Linked DNA regions of Homo sapiens: region 2 is linked to region 1. A link is an interaction called in ENCODE POLR2A ChIA-PET data of the cell type or tissue named here. Cell type or tissue: B cell. All regions are shown on one strand.

Region 1 (2,500 bases):
ATGTCTAGGTACACATCTTTTTTATCATAAATTCTATGTAATACTTATTGAACTCTTGAAATTTGCAGCCTCAAGTGTTTCTTTAGGTCAGGGAAATTTTCCTCTGTTGTTTAATTGTTGTCTTTTTCCCATCTATCCCTTTACCCACTCTTTTTTGTACTCCTATTTTTATTAATAGACTTTATTTTTAGAGCGGTTTTATGTGCACTGCAAAACTGAGTTGTAAGGTACAAAAATTTCCCATAGACCTCCTGCCCCAACAGGTGCACAACCTCCCCCATCGTGCACCCCTACAGAGTGGGGCATTTGTTGTAATCAATGAGACTACATGGTCACATCATTATCACCCAAAGTCCATATTCTAGGACACACTCTTGGTGTACTTTCTTTGGGTTTAGACAAGTGTATAGTGACATGTATCTACCATTATAGTATCATACAGGGTAGTTTTCCCATCCTAAAAATGCTATATGTTCCCCTATTTATCCATCTTTCCCACTACTATTTTTCACATGTAAGATCTTTTGGATTTGTCATTCCAATCTTTTATTTTTATTATTTTATTTTCTTCTACTTTTTTGAGACAGAGTCTTGTTCTGTTGCACAGGCTGGAGTGTAGTGGTACAATCTCAGCTCACTGCAACCTCCGCCTCCTGGGTTCAAGCAATTCTCATAACAGCCTTCCAAGAAGCTGGGATGACAGCTGTGAGCCACCACGCTCAACTAATTTGTGTATTTTTAGTAGAGACGGGGTTTTGCCATGTGGCCAGGCTGGTCTCAAACTTCCGGCCTCAGGCAATCCATCTGTTTTTGTTTTCTGTACCACATTTCCTTCTCTATATTTTTTGCCCTGGGCTTTGAGATACTGCTTCAACTTGAGCTTTTGGGGAACTAATTAGTGTTTCAACAGTGAGTATCTTTTCCCTTCAATTTATCTACTAAATTTTGAATATAAGAGTTCTTCTTTTTAGTTCTAGAAAGTCCTTTGCTGTAATTTTTTGTTCAAGTTCTATTTCCTAGAAGTTGCCTGTTCTGTGTATTCTGCTTGTTGTTTCTATCTGGCTGTTAGTCTTCCTGAGTGCAGCGTTATATAATTTTGCCTTCACATGGCTTTATGCACCCTTGGGACTCAGATCTACTTCCTTAGTGTGCTTTCAGCAGCAGCCATTCAGTGAGCAATAAGAAGACACATACACGGCTGGGTGCGCTGGCTCATGCCTGCAATCGCAGCGCTTTAAGAGGCCAAGGCAGGTGGATCACTTGAGGTCAGGAGTTCGAGACCAGCCTGGCCAACATGGTGAAACCCCCGTCTTAATATAGAAAAATTAGCCAGGTGTGGTGATGTGTGCCTGTAATCCCAGCTACTCAGAAGGCTGAGGCAGGAGAATCTCTTCAGCCCAGGAGGCGGAGACTGCAGTGAGCCGAGATTGCACCACTGCACTCCAGCCTGGGCAACAGAACGAGACTCTGAATTAATTTAAAAAAAGAAAAAAAAAAAGAAGGAAAGAAAGAAAAGAGAGAGAGAGAGAAGAAGACACATACAGCTGGCAAGTTGTCAGTTGCTTGTGAAGAAACCCTTTAACTTCCAGTCTCCTCAGCTATAGAGTGTGCTCTGCCAGCCTCAGGAGTAGGAAGGACCCAGCCTGCTTCTCCAGTTCGCTCCATGGTCCCCACCTAGGGGCCAGGGAAACCAGATGATCCTCGCTCACCGCCCCCCCCCGCCCCCCGCCCCCCACACAACACTTACACAGGCTGTGGCTCCCCTTCCTCTAAGAAAACCCATAATTCACACACTCTAATCTCTGCCCCAGAGCTTTGCTGTAGATCTTCAACATCTGGTAGGATCCAGAGGGGAATAAAGTTCTTTCAAGACTTTCTATGCCCCTGCTGTGGCAGAGCCCCAGGCCTTGTTCATATCCTCCAAAATGTACTTGCCTGCTGCCCTCTCAGATCATCCACTCAGGACAGGTGGTTGGTAGCTGGAGTGGAGCAGAAGGAGGGTATCAGGGCCTTACATTCAGTCTCCTGCACTCCTGTAAAAAATATTTAAATGTTTGTTTTCTTGGTTGCTGTTTAAAATTATATTATTTTTCAACAATGTAATACATGCAGTTTTTTTAAATAGTAAGAGAACCAAAAAGACATAATCAATTCCTAGCCATATACCCATATGGCAGCCAAAAAGATGTGCTGCTCCTAAATCCTTTTAAGAGAGATGCTGCCACGGGGAATGCAACCAACTGACAGCCTTCAGCTGTGGGTGACTCTAGGCTCTGCCTCGGCTTTCTTTTTTTTTGTTCTTTTCTTTTCTTTTTTTGAAACAGGGTTTCACTCTTGTCACCCAGGCTGGAGTCAGTGGCATGATCTTGGCTCACTGCAACATGATCTTGGTCAAGAGAACTGTCACTTTTTGCCAAAAAGGGACTCTTCCATGGGCAATCTTTGTTCTATAGCTTGAACCTCCCAGGTTCAAGGAATTTTCCTGCCTCAGCCTCCTGAG
Region 2 (2,500 bases), 88 kb after region 1:
GGCAAGGAGGTTTTCTAAGAATAACAGTCTTAGGCCTGCTATGTTAATTCTTTTCTGTAGACTGTCATAAGTACTTCTTTTGTTTTGTTTTGTTTTGTTTTGAGACAGAGTCTCGTTCTGTCACCCAAGCTGGAGTGCAGTGGCACCATCTCGGCTCACTGCAAACTCCGCCTCCCAGGTTTCAAGCAATTCTCGCATCTCAGCCTCCCAAGTAGCTGGGATTCTAGGTGCATGCCACCACACCCGGCTAATTTTTGTATTGTTAGTAGAGACAGGGTTTCGCCATGTTGGCCAGGCTGGTCTCGAACTCCTGACCTCAGGTGATCCACCTGCCTCAGCCTCTCATAGTGCTGGGTTTACAGGCATGAGCCATTGCGCCCGGCCATAAGTACTTCTTTAATTAATCAAATTGTGGTGGTTAAAAGTGGACCCATGGGAGTGGATATTGAACAATTGCCCTTTCTTCCCCATCTTGTTTTAGGGAAGCAAAGAATATACGGAAACTTTTTTATTTCTGGAAGCTCTCCATGAGTATCTTCCCTCCCTGTAAATAACCTTGGCAAGCACCCTGGGTAAATTTCTTGCCTCTCCCAATTACTGCTTTACTCTGTTCTGTTCTTATAAAGTACAGTTTTTATTTCTAATAAACTAGTTTACTTTAGGAAGTATAGCAATCTGCTATAATATTGTGATGCATTTTAGAAGAGATTCTAGAAGCTTTCCATTATAGTTAAATACAATCTGTGTGCTGTTCAGATAGCTTTCTTCATAATTAATATTCCAGTATTTTGAATACTCCTTGAACAGTAGTCATTTGGAGTAGGAACAATATAGGCTTGGACCAACAGATAACTGGGCTTTTGAGTCTGGGCTCTGCCAATTACTAGTTGAGTGACTTTGCACCTGTGTCCTAAACCAATCTGAACTTCTGTTTCTTTATAAAATGGGATAATGATAGTGCCTAACTCATAAGGTTACTGTGAAGATTAACAAGATACTAAGTATAAACCATTTAGCATTGTATTTTTCATATGCTGAATATTAGTGGTGGCTGTTACGCTTGTCATCCTCTCTACATGGGGATAACAGTACCTATACTGCAGGGTTATTGGAAACATTGCAGGCACTATCAATGGTAGCTCTTATTGTTAATAATGTTTCTTTGGTACAAGGGCATTATTTCCAATTTACTTTGCTTTATGAAGATAGAGCTATATTTTTCTTGCTTTTATAGGGTATTTCAAGGTTGCCAAGATGGTGAGATATTTTGCTGTTTCACTGACTCGATAATTTTTATTGCCGTTTCAAACCACATACTGTAATTGGTATAGCTTCCAGTTCTATAAATTTCTATCTGATTTGGTTGTTTTCCTGCTTACTGTACTTCTGTAGCAAACAAGAAGCAGATGATGTAAATCATGAAGTGGGCAGATTAAGGTCTTTATGGGGTTCAGGTTGCTAAGTTGAAAAGGAACTTCTACCATAAATTAAATCCATTTGCTATGTAAGATAAAGCCCAAACTGAATTTGTATTCTGATATAGCATTGTGATATTTCATTTCAGAGATACAGATGCCTTACTGAACCTTTCTAGTCCCTGAATTTTTTTCCCCCCTAAAAGAAAGAGTATGTATGGTTTAATTAGCTATATTTGGTTTGGGATCATATTGTTCAGGGCCTGTGTTATTAAAAAATAACTTGTAAAATTATATTCATTGAAAATGTCATTGAAATAGCAAGATGATACTTAACTTTTAATTATAGAGCAAGAAAAACTTTCTTGTTACCCAAAGGGAACCCAAAATTTAAAATCAGTTTTACTAGGATATTTACATATGTGAAATTCACTTGGCTGGGCACAGTGGCTCATGCCTGTAATTCCAAGACTTTGGGAGGCCGAGGCAGGTGAATCACCTGAGGTCAGGAGTTCGAGACCAGCCTGGCCAACATGGTGAAACCCCGTCTCTACTAAAAATACAAAAATTAGCCAGGCGTGGTGGTGGGCACCTGTAATCTCAGCTACTTGGGAAGCTGAGGCAGGAGAATTGCTGGAACCTGGGAGGCGGAGGTGCCGTGAGCTAAGGTTGTGCCATTGTACTCCAACCCAGGCTAACAACAGCCAGACTCCGTCTCAAAAAAAAAAAAGAAATTCATTCTTTTTAATATGTACCTTTAATGAGTTTTGACCAACTCATATACTAACCACTACCACTGTTAAGATAATGAGGTGTGAGGGTATGATGTATGGTATGTAGATACGGAATGACCAAGAATAGTTTTTTTCTGATTTAAAATTTAAAATTAAAAACTTTTTAGCCAGCCTTTCATGAAAATAAAAAAAAGGTAGTCAAGCTTACTTACCTTTCTTGATATTAATCTCCTTCCTTCCTTTTCAAAATATTTAAATTTTTTAAGACAAACATATTTATGTTATATAATTGGCTTAGCCAAAATGGGAGTTAACTTTTCTAAAGATAGTCTTGGTAGATTTCATTTAAAT

The links. Peaks named below come from ENCODE experiments on the same cell type or tissue, not always from the same donor. Only the 100,000 strongest peaks of a DNase experiment are listed, where the experiment ranks them.
Region 2: POLR2A ChIA-PET joins it to region 1 with 7 read pairs; 2 of 35 experiments call an interaction of 5 or more read pairs at or near these places.

What each region holds. Positions count from the first base shown.
Region 1 is chr1:222,771,479-222,773,978 of GRCh38, reverse strand. LOC105372984 (a long non-coding RNA gene) reads left to right here and starts at 837. Exons shown (of 4, transcript XR_922641.3): 1 at 837-909. RefSeq lists a silencer at 585-634 and enhancers at 845-894, 1,385-1,484. In B cell, no CTCF peak of the experiment used is centred here; DNase peaks (open chromatin) are centred at 326, 908, 1,128 and 1,788; H3K4me3 peaks cover 1,394 bases; H3K27ac peaks cover 2,500 bases.
Region 2 is chr1:222,683,762-222,686,261 of GRCh38, reverse strand. The region is part of intron 6 of AIDA (axin interactor, dorsalization associated); the gene reads left to right. Among named protein-coding and RNA genes, the nearest start is that of AIDA, 27 kb to the left of the region's middle. In B cell, no CTCF peak of the experiment used is centred here; no DNase peak of the experiment used is centred here.